Regions from separate parts of the Mus musculus genome. Here region 2 is linked to region 1. Evidence: chromatin loops called from intact Hi-C (ENCODE). Cell type or tissue: gastrocnemius. All regions are shown on one strand. Region 1 overlaps Tenm3 (teneurin transmembrane protein 3). Region 2 has its middle 16 kb from the start of Tenm3.

What was found. A loop is a pair of places that touch in the nucleus more often than their neighbours do. Peaks named below come from ENCODE experiments on the same cell type or tissue, not always from the same donor. Only the 100,000 strongest peaks of a DNase experiment are listed, where the experiment ranks them.
Region 2: a loop joins it to region 1, with 7 times the contacts of the local background. A loop is called at or near these places in 3 of 42 quality-filtered maps.

What each region holds. Positions count from the first base shown.
Region 1 is chr8:48,551,534-48,559,533 of GRCm38, forward strand. All of the region lies in intron 2 of Tenm3 (teneurin transmembrane protein 3), which reads right to left. Among named protein-coding and RNA genes, the nearest start is that of Gm39178, 110 kb to the right of the region's middle. In gastrocnemius, a CTCF peak has its summit at 4,522; DNase peaks (open chromatin) are centred at 3,731 and 4,377; H3K4me3 peaks cover 2,658 bases; H3K27ac peaks cover 2,628 bases.
Region 2 is chr8:48,686,451-48,694,450 of GRCm38, forward strand. It overlaps a transcript of Tenm3 not described here. Among named protein-coding and RNA genes, the nearest start is that of Tenm3, 16 kb to the left of the region's middle. In gastrocnemius, a CTCF peak has its summit at 4,346 (motif pointing right); DNase peaks (open chromatin) are centred at 4,427 and 4,729; H3K4me3 peaks cover 585 bases; H3K27ac peaks cover 4,297 bases.

The sequences.
Region 1 (8,000 bases):
TCAGATTGTTATTTTTGGCATTGAAACATGCATGTTTCGGGATGTGTAAATGCTCCAACGGGCGATCACAGCCAAAACAGCACTTATGATTGAACACTTAAAAGCTGTGTTTATATGCTTCAGACCTGTCCAGATCAACCTGATACAGCCCAAGTCTAGATGATCCCCTTAATCTAAACCATTGGGAATCCTCGTGTTCCTCTCTCCTAGTTTTGGACATCCTACAGTTTTCTGTTCCTTTCTCTTTTCTTTCTCCCTGATCTACTTTTGTGACTATCCTGGATCTGCCAAGAACCAGTTCACCAGGCCCTCTTACTCACGAGGTACTCTAATTGCTGCGGTTTGGGTCTTTAAACCAGAGCTGTTGGGAAGTTCTGATCAAACTCAAGGTTCACTGAGAGGTTATTAAAAAAAAGCAAACAAAATCTGTTTATTTCTTTTCTTAATTCTGTGCATCATGTTCCCCTCTTTCAGGGTACCATCTTTATAACATCCAAATGTTCAGTGAGCATAGCTCATTTCTCTACTGAGAGTTGCAAAGTACTCATGTCTAAGCTAAGCCAGAGCACTTGTAGCTAAATCTTAATCTAAACTACATGCGTATGTAGGCATATATGTATACCTGCACAATTCCAGTGAAGTTGTGAAATGGCATATTAGTGGAAAACAAACTTTTTTAAACTGAGAAAAGGTTAATATAAAATAAATTTAAATAGAAGCTTAAAACAAATGACTAGACTGCTTTTTAGATTTACTTTTGTATAGAAGAGTAGTTTTTTGTTTTTTTGTTTTTTTAAATAAACTTTATTAACAATTGTTTAGTTAAAGCCCAGGAAACAAAATAAATGACAAACATGAAGAGCTGGTGCTCCAATGCTCAATCTCTTAATTGCTGACCAGAGCTGAAAAAAGATCCCTTCTCTGAGCTAATTGAATGAGTCTTGTTAAACCTTTTGAAACACACTTTAGAAAATGCAAGAATACAGCTTAGAACAGGTTCTTTAATTTGGGTCATTTTCTGTTGCTTGCAGTGGTGGCGGGTGCTTAGCAACGCTGTTCTGGTGGCCCCTTTTAAGGAAATGAATACCTGGAATACAGCATTTTAATCTATTTTATGGCATTAATTATCAAGATCACTGTATACAGACAGTGCCTCCCTCTGCCACTTGTCTACATTATGAAAGACAGATGTCCCATGATAAATTGAAAGCATGACACACCAAATAAGAAGATGTGTAAGGACATAAAAATAAAAAAGAAAGCCAAAATAAACAAACAAACAAATAAATAAAGTTAGGTTAAATGGTCAAAGACTTTACACTGAAATCAATGCTCAGAAATCTACAATAGAGTCCGTGTTAAAATCCCCTTTCTTTCCTTAAATCTTTGAGAAAAACTAAATTCTATTATGCCATACACTAGGCCACTGGTATCTAAGAAATGTGATGTAACACTGCCAAAACTTAACCCCCACTCCCCAATTTGGGGGGGGAGGGTACAACTTTTCTAAATATTTTTTAAAATAATTTTTTTTTATAAGAGAACTTTGCATGAGAAATACTTAACCAAGGACCTTTGAAATTAGATGAGATATTCACTTCAAATTTATTAAAATGTGTGCAAAAGACTCCTTTCCAGAAGATGAGAAAAAAGGTTAAAACGTAACAGCTACCAAGTGGATTCTAAGAAATCAAACCGCATATTATACTGGTCATGTTTTATTAATAATCAGTGTAATGGGTTAAAAAGCTAGTAATTAAATATTCAGGATATACCTGTGTTTTTCTGAACGCAATTATCTTTGTTTAAAGTGTAACTCTTTGAACTCTCTCCCTCATGATTCCATAATTCATTTTCGAGTCCATGCCCTGCAGAAGGTGAGATGCTTAGACATCTCCATCTCCCTCTATCTTCCCAGCCAGGATATCAAGTGACTCTTTGTTTAGAATGTGTCCTAACTTCAGTCCTTAACAGTCATATTAAAAAAAAAAAGAAAGAAAGAAAAAGCTTTTAACACCTATTCCCTAGCGATGAGACAGGAACCAGACTAACAACTTGCAATCATTTTTTTTTCTTTTTAAAATTTCAGTCTATCAGCTAGCATGCAATCAACATCTCTTTAAATTAAGGAGACTTTCCCGATGTATCTAAAATCATCATTAGGTTGTGAAAATCACAGGATTAAAAAAGGAGGGGGTGGGGAGAACACAAAAATCTGTCAAGTTTTTAAACTGTAAACACATGGCCCCTGCTTGGGGGTTGTGTGTTTTAAACACTACAGTTGCACTTGAATGCCTGAAAACCTGATAGAAAAACGTGGGCCAGCTTGAAAGCTGCACAGCAATACCCTACTCGGAGGGAAGCTTACTAAGTTATGCTGTATTTCTAAAATGCCTTCTCTGGATATTTTCAATCCCTTCCGAAGAACTACTTTAATAATTAGCACACAGAGGTCTCTGGATGGCTCTTTTAAAAGCAGAGAACAAAAGGTTTATTTTAAAAATGAAAAACCTTGGCTTGCACCGCGCCAGACGTGAATCTGCTTTCAATTACCGAAAGTATTTCCACTTTAGTGGAAGGGAATCAAATCTGCAACCACACCATCTTAAAACACTGAATTTGATTATATTAGGCTTTCAGGGACAAAATGACTCTGTGACACAGGCACATGCATCTGTATGTATCATTTATAAGATATTGCAGAGATAGACACGCTAGCACATGAGAGGGCGGAAATGTGATTTCTCCTTCTGGGCGCTGCTGCAGATCTTTGTCTTATTAAAATACACACACAAATAGGCGAATGATTTTTTTTTTTTGTTACTGGAACTAAGTTTCCCCAACTATGCGCAACTCTTTTTCCACAGGAGTAATCTACATCGAAGCACATCTGCAAAAGTTGAATTTCTTTAGAGACCGTGCCCCTTAAAAAATCTTTTCACGACAAAAAGGGACGGAGTGTTTCACAGGCAAAAACCTGCTCTTTTAATTAGCAAGATTATTTTGTACCTTTCGCCCCCATTAAGCAATTAGTATGATGGATTTCGGTTAATGGAACCAAAAGGTTGATTCATTTACGTTCGAAGCAGATTTTTTAAACATTTCTGACATGAATTATTCAAAATCATGATCGCTAAGACTTGCTCCAAACAAATTCCGTAAGATATATGGCAAAAGTCAAAAGAACACATGGAGGCTAAAAAAGAAGACGAAAGAAAGAAAAAGACAGTTTTACCTCAAAGATTTGGACCGTAGATTACTCATTTTAGAAATCCATTTAATTAAAAATACCGGGAACAAAAGACTCCATCTCCCCGTGGCTACCTGCACCACTCCGGGTGGCGAAGAGTATTCGGGAAAGTTCTGCCTCCACCTCTCCTAAATCCTTAAATCTGGACCCTCAGGGGTTAAAAAGCCACCTAATTTCAGATGCTAATGTTGCCTCTGCACCGATTTCCACCGGCGCGAAGCCTCCTCCCATCCCGCCGCCACCGGGGAGGACGGACCGCGGGACCCGCGCCGAGGGGACCGCGGAGTCGGGGGTCCCCGCGCGCCCGAGAGAGAGCTCGGAGCCGCGCGTGGAACCGCGCGAGGAACCGCCCAGGCCGCGCTCACCCACCTTGCCGCCGCGCGCCCTCGCCGTGGCCGTGCGGAGCGGAGCCCGGCGCTGCCAACTTGCCTGGGTCTGGAGCGGATCGCGTTACAGCGCCGGGCTCGGGGCTCCGGCTGCGAGCGGCAGCCAGACATGATAGGCTGAAGCTGCTCTGTTTACACCCGGCCGCCGAGGGGGCGGCGGCGACGCTTAACCCCTTCGAGCCTGGCCCCGCCGCGGCCCGCCCGCCGCTGCCGCCGCCGCCGCCGCCTGGCACTCGCCACAGTCTGCACACAAGCGCGCACGCATGCACACACGCACGCACAGACCTGCACACCCGAGCCGAAGCAGCCTGGAAACTGCCCACCAACTGATCAGGTGGCGTGCTCCGGAGACCCTGGAGGGAGCGGCAGCTGGTACACACACACACACACACACACACACACACACACACACACTCACGCGCGCGCACACACACACTCACACGCGCACACCCCGAAGCAGCACTGTGCTCCCGTACAGCCCGGCAGGCTGCTGTGCATCCTGCAAACGTCCATAGTCTCCACCCGCTCGACTTTCCCGGGCTTACAAAGAATCTCCTTTCCCCGCGCGCATCCTGAATCCCGAGCCCTGCTCCGCCACCTTTCTTGCACAGCACAGGCTTCATCACACCCCCACCCCACACCCAGGGGACCGCCACTTCTCCTCTGGTCGGCCCAACTAAGTCCCGGCAGAGGCGCGCCAGCCCGTACCTGCAGGCGGGAGGAGTCCACACGCGGCCCGGAGTCTAGCTCGCCCGGCCCGGCGTGCGCAGCGCGTGGGTGGGTGTCGCCTGGGAGCGCCGCGGGGACCCGCGCAGCCCGCGCTCGCCCTGAGCCTCGGTCACGTTGCTCCGCCACTCTTGGCCCCGGGACGGCGCAGGGGCGGCCGTGCATCCCGGTACTCACCACTAGCGCCCCCCTCCTCCCCAGATGCTGGGGACCGTCACCAGGGGCCCTGGAGCTGGAAGCTTAAGACCAAGTGGTCTGATCTCTGAATGAAGTGCAGGGCTGGCCAACCCTGATCTGCAAAAGCTAATGTGTTCTAACCAGCTTTACTTTTAAATAAAACATACTTCAATATTACTGCGCTCAATTTTTTTTTTATTCCCCAAACTGTCCCTTCCTCTCCTCGGGCTCCACTTTTATCATATTTTTCAATCCCTCCATTCCAACGTCCTGCCTTTTAATTTCTCTTTCTTCTAGAACATTCTACCTCCCCCTTCAGACACCACTTCCAGTACTCTGAGAATGGCTGTTCAAGGATTTTTAGATTTACCAGCGGGTTTTTTTTTTTTACAGTTATAAAAGATACATACATATGTACATATTTTTTCATTCATTTTAATCAATATATTGTTACCATTTTTCATTTTTCATTTTAACTCACTTTAGACTCACACACCCCAAAAGATGATACTGTAGGAGATAAACTATCATTTCATCCCTGTATTTTTCAAGAATCCACGTACTTCCACTCCCCCCTTCTTTTGGGGAAGGACAATCATTTTCCATATCCTCAGGATTCCACGATAACCATGTTTGTCCTTTTTTGGCTTTGATAGTCCTGACATCTAAGGGTCCAAGGTTACGAAGGCATCCCTTTCTCTGCAGACTTCCTCTTCTCAATCTCCATGACCTTCTCAGACATCCATCAGCACACCGAGAAATAGCAGTTGCCACTCCATATTTAAGCAAATTATCTGCCTCTTACTGTTCTTTCATAACGAAGGAGGCCCTTCTAAAAACCACGATTCACCAAACGCATCCTATTCCAGACTGTGCGGGGAGGGATCGATTTGGGACCTTTAATTGGCATTATTAAGATATCATAGAAGTTACTTTAAAATAGCAATTATTTAAAATTTAGACGTTCCTTTGACAATCTAAAATTTGAAGTTATTTCAAGGTTTTGAAATTCTCTTTAGTAAAATTGGGTCAAAAAAGAGAACAATAGATATTTTTTTTAGGGCACAAAAAAAAAATTCAAAGCTCTTAAGCAAATACCTCCCTGAATCAACTGTTTTGAAAGAATCATTTCACAGATTCTCCAATGCTTGACTCTTCTCTGGGTGGATAGCCCCAAGACATTGCAAGTACACACTATATAACCTGAAAACAGAGCATGAAGAAGCTGTTCTTGGAGTCTTAGAGAAATTAAATAGGCAGAACATTGCAGAGTTGGAAATTGCTAAGACCCAAGGACTCGTCTGTCCTTGGGAAATGTATCTCTTGATTCTGATGACCACGGATTTGCAGATCTGGATCAGAACGGGAGAACACAGGAAGATGGACGGACTCTTTAATGGAAGAATGAATGGTTTGAAGAGCTTAAATAAATCACAGTTTGGGGCAAGATGAATCTTAAGAAGACCGATATTTGGCACGCTCATTTCCCCAGATAAATGCTATGCAAATTGGTCACTGATTGATAGCATTTATTAAAATTCCAATTTAAAATGCTAATTGAGCAATGCCCATTTATAAATATCAGATCCAGGTTAGGCAAATGTTTTTAATGTAGCATTATATTGGAAGTACGCTACGTATGTGTCTAGTTTTTCTGAATACAAAAAGTGATTATTCCAAATGAGACAAAGACAACATCCCTTAAGAATTATCAAGGGCTGACTTTCACAGAGCCTGGGTAGGGACAGAAGAGACCTAGGAAGAGATGTTTTTAAGTTGTTTCCTTTGCTGACATATGAAGGATGGGGTCTCCATACATTTTCCAAGGAAAACCATGGGATTGCGACCACACCCATCCACGCAGTCACTCACTGCCATCTTTTTTTGGGAGTCCACCAAAGGGTCACACAGGGCAGTGTGCAGACATAAGGCACACATTCAGTTCCTGTTTTCTTCTATCATCACTGGCCATATTGATGATGCTGGGATTAATTAGCATTATGGATACTGCCTTCACAACCAAAGTAGTTCTTACAGAGGATCTGCAGAATTCCCTACAGTTGCACAAGCAGAAACTATTAAATATGTTGAACCATGTGGCTATTTTATGTTGCGAATGAATAACCACATGGAATCATACTTGCAATATTAAATGAATCTTACTTATAACTGAATTCAGTTCTTTAGGCATAAAACACTAATGACTGCACACCACAAGGAAGATTTTTAAAAATGCATGAACCAAACCAAATCAAAGCAGATTGGGGTTTTTTTTTTTTGTTTTTGTTTTTGTTTTAAAAATGGGCCCATGAATGAGCTGTTACCTCCAACTGGTGCTGACCTTGCTTCATAGTCACAGTGCTTCTGGCCTCTCCCTACAAAGCCTACAGCCTTGAAGAATCAGAACCAGAACGCAACTGAAACCAAGATATTTACATTCCCGGATAATTATTAAGCACTGGAACCAGACTGTCAGAGATGCTAACACAAAATCAATCTCAAACACAGCAATATTCATATATGACCATGTGAAGCTAACACTACCATAGAACATCTCATGCCAGGACAGCATAATATATTGAGCATTTTGGTGTGTATCTTTCTTTTTCTTTATTCTGTTTTTGTCCTGGATATCAAACCAAGTCACTAGCATGATTGGCAAGTGCTATGCCCTGAGCTAACACCTACTACTTAAATTCTCTAAGCCCCTTTAAGTAGCCAGCAGTAGTGTTCCACTTTATAGACGAGGTACTGGAAACTAAAGGGGCTAAGACTGTACCCACCTATTTACAGGGTGCCAGGCTTAGGCTATGTCTCAATGAGAGGGCTCCTGAGTCACACAGTCCTTTCAGAGACTTGGCTCAATAATTAAACTGGTTTCAAATGTGTTGTTCACTGTCTAAGCCAAATTTATCAAGCAAGGTATATCACCTACTGGGAACCACGATGCCCCAGTTTACAAAGGATGTAGATCATAGATGAAGGAACAAAAGGCCAAATACCTTAATTCCTCCTGTTTTGAAAATACTTCAGGAGGGTATACCAATATTAGTATTGTTTGCAAACTGGAAATTTTGTAGCAGAATAAAATGATCACAAAGCATTCCTAAATACTTGATTTAGAAATTATCATGTGAAGGATGGCATGTGTCTGCCAATTAGAAGGTCTCTGCTAACAATTGTAATTTCACTTAAAAGCGCTGTTCCTTTAAAAAAAAAAGAATGTCAAAGAAACTGTTACCAAGATTCTAGTATACTGATATCAATTGGTGTATAGTAATTGTGCTGATATCAACTGGTACCTAATAATTGCACAATTACTCTGGTCACACACTCTGCATAAAATTTTAGATTTTATTGAAAGTTTTGCCAAACATTTTTTTTCTGGTCAGTAGCACACATAATTTCCTAACAACCACAGCGTCTCTAGTATTAGTTGATGAAAAATCTATTTTAAAATC
Region 2 (8,000 bases), 130 kb after region 1:
TTGGTTGGAGGAGGTCCTTCCGACTTCAAAGGAATGAATGATCTGGGTAGATGTGTCAGCTATAGTCAAACACAAGGTGGAAAAATGACACCCATTCATGAAACGCTCCCACACTAAGTATTTTGCATGTAGAGACTTTGAATTACCAGTTTTAAGGAACAGGAAATAAAGTGAATAGCGCTAAGACAAAGTCTCAAGTCCAGCCACCATTGTGGCCACACTGGGGCTCACACTCAAGTATCTTACTCTTCCTTTATTTCTATGCTGTCAATAAACCACAGGAACCCGAATCCAAACCTTAGGTTGTAGAGAAAAAGACAAGCTGGCCTTCTAGATGGTTTAAAAATGGCTGGAGCTATCCATGACTTAAAGTCCCATCTGATGGGCCTGGTGACAGTTGGAAAGGGCTTCTGAGATAAAGAGTTGATGTCATTTCCCTAATTGCTGCGCAGAGTCCTTTCCTTAAGAGTGGCCAGAAAAGCTTCTGGTGAATTATTAATTTCTATCTTGGTTATTTATCGAGTGCTTAAAATATGGCAGGTGCTCTACATATATGCCCTCACTTAACCCTTACAATAATCTTGCTAAGAATTATAAATCCCACTTCGTACAAGAGAGCTAGGACCAAAAGGGATTGATTGACTTGCCCAAGATCATACAGACAGCAGCTGATCAGAATTTGAACCCATTCCTCATTATTCCAAATCTTTTTGTGTCTCTGAATTTATATGTCTATATGTATGAGTGTGTGCATGTGCTGGTACATGTATGTATATGTGTTTGTAAGTGTGTATGAGCATGTATGTGCTGCTGCATGTGTGTATGCATGAGTGTGTATGTGTTGGCCCATGTGCATATGTTTGAGTGTGCATGTGTGTATATGTATGGAAGCCTGTGAACAGCTTCAACCATTGTTCCCTAGGTGCCATTTACTGTTTTATTTTGAGATAGGGTCTCTCAGTTGCCTGAGACTTACCATGAGGGCTAGACTAGCTGGCCAGGGACATGCAGGCAGTCACCTATTTGTGCCTCCCTAGGGACAGGACTATAAAAGCACACATCACCACGCCTGACTTTTTTTTTTTCCATAGGTTCTGGGGATCAAATTTAGATTTTCTTGGTATCACTTTATAGATTGAATTTCATTCCTAGCCATCACACCTGTATCCTCAGTCACTGCCTTCACATCAAAATCTTAGAACAAGCAGGAGAATTAAACAATGAAAATCCCACGAACAACCCCAATACTCAAGAGGCTTACATTGGAAATATATGTTCAAGGTGAACCTCAGCTACTAAGAAAGTCCCAGGAAAGCCTACTTAAGGAGATGCTGTCTCAAAAAGACAAACAGTAACATTTAACAACAACAACAACAACAACAAAACAATAAATAAAAACAAACAAAGCAGACAGAAAGAAAGGGGGACTGCAGGGAACAGCAAAGGGTTTTAACAAATTGATTCAGGATATCAAGAGACCCACTGTTAACAATCATGAGGCTGTCCTATTGAAAATACCATCATATTTAAATCTGCTGAGAACCCAGTACGGGGGAAGCAAAAATAAAAACCAAATGAAACTCATCGGAGGAGTAAGGAAAAGAATCCAAGGCCAACAAGACACTTGAATATACTGAAAACATTTCCAAGCTGCTCCTCTAAAAATAAAGGGCCAATGGAATGTATGGTATTATATGTTTCAGATGGGGACATGGGCCCAATTCTCTTTAGTTGTCTTCCACCCCATGTGGTCCGGTTATCCATGGGGACAGGCTACGCTCATGGGGTTCCTCATGGTCACTGGAATCCTCCTTGCAAACCTGTGTTTCCCTCCGTGGAGATGAGAGAGTTGGTTCATGTGGCCCTGACACTCGATGTCAGTGATTGCACAGGAGAGGACCTGTGACCTAATTCGTGCCGGTAAGGTCAGTCCCGGGACATCTGATAAAGCCACTGGCTGCAAGCCTATTTCATTTCATTGCTGTTACTAATCTGGGAGGCTGTAAACTTGGAGCTTGTTTACATTTCTGGAGAAAGACTGCCTGCCATTGCAGTCTATAAAGAAGAAACAGACCTCAGAGACAGAAATACGATTTAGAAACAGATTCGGAAACAATATGTTCCTAGCCTGCATTTTTTCAACTAAAAATATCTATACTGATACAAGCGTAAAGAACAAGACAGTGCAGGAGTTTCAACAATACAAACTCATGTGTAAAGTCTAGCTCTCACTATTTACCATTGATGAGACATGTGGCCTTAAGTGGTTGCATAAAGTCTCTAAGGCTCTGTCTCCTATATTTAATTTCCTAGCAAGCACACACTAATAGCCTTCTTGTAGACAGACCATGAAGATTAGAAGAGATTAAAATAAATTCAAGGTGTTTAGTGTGGTGGTTGGCATATGCATACTTGATAAAATCCAGCTACTATCATTAGGTCAAGAACTTTGTCCCATGTGCAAGAGTAACATCCACATTAGTCACCTAAGGGCACTAGGTGGATTAAAAATGGATCCAAGCTCAGTTACAGAAGTCAGACAGCAAGGAATTAAGACACGCAGAAGGAAACTGGTATTTTGCTAAAATTTTTGAATGGAATTTTAGTCGTGAATTTTTATGCGCTTATTCAGAAATTCCTCCACAGAACGAGGTGGAGAGCACAGCCTCCATACGAATAATTTCAAAATGATTTCATATATAACGTTATCCAAATATTTATGTCTTGGTTGCAGAAGGCGGTAGGCAAACACTGAAGGGGCTTTCAAGGGCAGCCATAAAGCTGATTAAGAGGCTCTGGATTCAAAGAGCTATGTTAGGTTTATTTTAGTAACAACTAGGTGGATACCTGATAACTACCCACAAGTACTTGGAGAATAAAGGATAACTGCCGTTATTCACGCCTCGGTAACCCACAGGCAAAATTGCTATAATAAACATGCATTCTGTCTACTGCCTACAGGACAGTTTTGATCTCAGTCTGAAAAGCCCCAGCCCAACCAAATGGCACCTTCTTCACAAACTCCCAGGGAGGGAGAAGCAGGGTCCAGTGTTGAATGGAACATAGTCCCTCAATGTAATGAGGTCCAGTGGAAGAAAGATATATATGAACAGATTCCCTCAAAACACTTTTCCTCCTTGAAGTGAGTATCTCTAAGGGAATGGAAAAGCCCATGGTAGAGTTGCTCCAGGGTTTCAAAAGGACTTTGGATTCAGTCTGAGAGCCTAAGTGGCCACAAAAAATCTGAAGGAACCCCTCTTGGGAACTGCTGGCAAATTGCTTGCTTATAAGGAAGGGGACTTGGGTTCGAGTCCCAGAATACACATAAAACCGCTGGGTATCGTGGCCCAAGCTTGTCGTCCCAGTGCTAGGGAATGAAGCCAGTGGAACCCATGGGGTTTGCTAACTAGTGGGCGTCTGGACTAACTGGTGGACTCAGGGTTTAGTGAGAGATCCTACCTCAAAGGGTTCTTGATGATAACATCTGAGGTTGACTTCTGGGCTTTATATCCATGCACACACATGGACATATAGACTATATAGATAGACACATGTGTCCCTGCATACACATGAACGTCCATAGACACATATACACACTGAAAAAGAAACAGACCCTCTTGGTGCGCTGTGAAGATGCCATAGGCTACTTGGGGTTAGATTTAGCTTCTAACATCATGAGACTTGGGACCAATGTTGTTACAGTCAGCCTGGGAAGTTGGCTGCACATGGAGGTTTCCTGTAATATTTTACACCACCAGTGTTTACTATTTGTTTTTAAGCAAACTGAAATGTAACCGTATCAAGGACTATAAATATGCTTCCCGAGGTGTAGTCTCACCTAATTCAATGTTTTGACATCTTAAGTTTAGTCATACATCGTAAAGTGTGTATGCATCGCACACTGAGCACTTTGGCTCCGTCTAAATGCTGCCAGTTAGTTAAGTAAAAATAGGAAACGTGCATTCAATCACTTGGCCCTGGATTTCTTGGATGTTTTACATCAGAAAGATAGATAAGTGCATAATTCAGACATTTTTAGAAGGTCGGTAGACATGGCTCAACTTGGGTCAGAGACACTTGCTGAGGGGCTGGGGGCTGTAATTCAGGCTGTCCCACGTTGTTGCTCAAGTGGGTGCCTAGGAGGGGACTTTGTCGGCACAAAGGAAGCCCTTTCAATAATGAGCACAAAGGCTTGGGAGCAAGAAAAGCCATTAAATTCACTCCCATGTTTCCACTAATGGCAGTTATAAAGCAAGGCAGAGAGTTAAAGTGGAGCTGGGCAGCAGCTGAAGCTGGTGCCTTCTCAGATGTCTGCTGAAGCAGGATTCTTTCACCGCTCTTCCTGACCACAAAAGGGCAGTGCAGGCAAGAGTGTTCCAGTAGACGCACAGAGAAAGTCAGCACACTTGGTTCTCCGGCTGCCTGCCTGCCTGCCAAGTGTCAAAGCTGGACTTCTGCCACTGCTTAATACCAGGGCGACGTGTTCAGACAATTGTTTTAAAAAAAACAAACAAGCAAACAAACCACACTCTCAAGGTAATCTGCTAAGTTGTGGCTACTCGATAAATATAAAGCCACCACAACAGTGAGAAGTGAGTCAATTTTGTCTGTGTTTCTGCAGTTGGAAAGGCATTGCCAAAGTGCACCAGCAATTGTCTAGAAGATAGGATCCCATTCTGGCCATGGTGGCTTTGCTGTCAGATAAATTTAATTTGCTGCTCATCTCATTAAAAATGGGCATGCTACCCAGGCGTGGTGGCGCATGCCTTTAATCGCACCACTTGGGAAGCAGAGGCTGGTGGATCCTTGTGAGTTCGAGGCCAGCCTGGTCTACAAAGGAATTCAGAGAAACCCTGTTCTGAGAAAACAAAACCAACCAACAACCAGACAAATAAATAGATGTCCTGTCAGTTAATAATCTATATGCTGAGAGATTTTAATTAAATTTGCAGTAGCACTGGTGAAGGACTCTAATTTGTACAAATAATTCCTTCCAAGGTTGGGCGCCATTGAAAATTTCCCTCAGCTTCCTAAATGGGCTCTGTGGAGGTTTCTACCCCTGTCTAGAGATAGCATTTCTGCAGGTAGGAGGTGAATTATTTTAATACTCATTTAATTTTTGGTCCCTCTACTTTCTGGTTACATGTAGGGGGCCAATTAGCACTGATTGCTGTAATAATTTTGCATATTGGACACCTGTCACCTATGGAGCAGACGAAGACCACGAACCTAATTTCACGTGGGCCACCAAATAGTCTTGACTACTAACTATCAGGCATCTTGACTGCATCTTCTTCTCCTGCTCTGCCCTCTGCCCCTTCATAAACACATGACCCCCAGTAATCATGTACGCTATGAAAATATCACTTTGGAGAGAAGAAATTGTGAATTCTCTGATTTTTCATGACTGTGTTTTGGAAAACACAGCACTTGGTCGAATTATTTCTCTAGTACATGGTAGCAAGCATGTAATGTGGAATATATTTTAATTGCTGTGATGTAAATGAGGCTTTGGGGTCATGTTACAGAGTGTTAACTGAAAGATCCAGCTATGACTTTAGCATGCCTGCAGGCCTTTTAAATTGTTATGGGAAATTGCAGCATTCAATTGAGTAGATTCAACAGTGAGCTCCCTTAAGGCTTATTACAGTTTGGCATCATGATGCCAATTTCAACTAATGTACCTAATGCCTTTCCCTCTCATCCTTTATCTACAGAGCCTTCCTAGTGGATACAACTTGAAAACCTCAAAACACTAGGCAGATGAACTATATACATGATGCGACTTACCATTATGTTATTGGCCCAAGTCCTCAGGGCCCGTGGGGCTAGTCTTTGATGGAGTTCATAATGTTATGAGTACTAAAAACTGCGGGGCTAATAGTAATGCAAAATAAATAGAAAATGTCCAATTATTATAATTGAATTTTTTTGTTGTTGTTGTTAGAACAGTTTGTGACACACGTTCCTTAAGCAATGGATCCAAATGCTTCAAGATTCGAGGAGTGAATGTCCAGGTTATTTTACAACACGCTTACAAAATGTACCCTAAGTTACAAATGTACTCATGTATGCTCTCGTAAGTCAGCCGCATTAACCCAGTTCAGAAAACATATTTCAAATACAAGTGTGGTTTCCTGCCCTATGAGAAAATACAGGAAGGAAGGGTAAACTTTTTTAAGTAAATAAAGTATAGGTCAGTGTAATTTATACATACTGACCTAATAGGAAAGATCACTTGCTTGCATTCCCTATTGTTTAGTGCAACCCTACTGGGCTCTCAGATAGAGCCTGGTAGTGCCAGCCCTTCTTCTCATCTTAGCCTTCTCCTACGCAGTACAAATCACCCCATTCAGTAAGAACTGCAGAATATGGAAAGCTAATGACAATTATTACCAGATCTCTGACTTCTCTACCATCATAAACAACAAAGGAACATCTTTCCTGTAGACACCGCCACCAAGAGCATTGGCAAAGTAAGGATCACACATCACACTGAAATCAGGTATGGTGACCCAGACACATACTCAGGGTTGCAGATGACCAGCAGTCATCCTGTGGGAGTTACCCTTCCAGGGAAGGTCAAGACAGAGAAGCATAAGAAAGCACTTGGCAGAAGCGAAGAGGGTAGAACAAACAGAAACGGGGTGTCTCCGAAAGCATCTAGTTAAAAGGAAGACAAATTAGGGTTAAAATGTCAGGAAACAGAATGCCATAGGAACAGATTCTGAAGAAACCCTCGTCCTCGCGAAGAGCTCCCCGCGAGATTGGTTTATTAGTCTAATCGCACCTAATTTTCTAGTTCAACAAATGCTCCGCTAGGGTGTTTATGGCATCCTTTGAAGCACTAAACATTTTGGTGGCACACTGAAAGGAATAAAAGATTCCAAACAGCATTGAAAAGTCACACGCAATTATAATGCAATTATTTCTATAGTAAATCAATGCCTCTGCAGTTTCAGGAAAGAATAATAGCGGCTTCATTCCTCCACTCGCTGGTCGTCAAAGCTTGTTATTTGTTAACAATCTATGGCTTTTTTAAGCAGAGTGCTTCATTATCTTCATTATCATCTCTCCTATATTCAAGGGAGAATGACGATGTGTCAGTAAACACATTAAGACATCCTGGAACTGCTTTGATTGTGTGATGCTAAATGGTGTGGTCACATGTCCCCTGTTCCATGTAGCATGTTCACTCACCACCAGCACAGAACTTTCTGCAGACTGGACCCCATCGCCAACCTGGGTCTCCCATGTCCAGTGAATGGGAGAAGATGGGGGCGGGGCTGACTAATGATTGATGGCTCTCACTTCACCTGCTCTCTCACTCTTGGGACAACTTATGAAGACGCCCAGCTTCGGTGGCTAACGCTTTCTAGCTGAACACTATTTGGGACATAATGGCTGGGAAGAGAAAAGACTGAGTCTAATTAAAATTCTCTACCATCTTTTTAAGTCTGATTACCGTGGCCCTTCTCTACCTCACCTTTTTTGTTATCTCAGTAGAAGAATATACTGGAATGCCATTTTTTGTTTGTTTTGTTTTTGAGATGAAGATTTCTCTATTTAGTTCTGGGTCTCACTCTGTAGACCAGGCTGGCCTCGAACTCAGAGATCCACCTGCCTTGGCCTCACAAATCCTAGGATTAAAGAAGTATGCTACCAAACCCAGCTGCATACTACTCTTAAATGTCTTCCACACAATAAGTCTGATTCACATGTGATTTGGTGTCAAGTAAACCCTAGCAATAACATACAGATGATTTTATTTAAAAAATTAATTTTCTTGAAAGGAAAAAAAAGTGTCTGCAGGTTATCACTTCCCACCACCATGATATTGGGTTCTAAGTCTTTTGTGTATTTTATCCACTTGTCAGTCTGTTACACAATCTTTACACTGCACTTCAATACCTCCTCTTGAACATGGAACTGAGACAGTTAGAGCAAGGAGCCTATTATGGCAAAAACATGCCTTGTTTATTTGTCTCTACGCCTTGTAT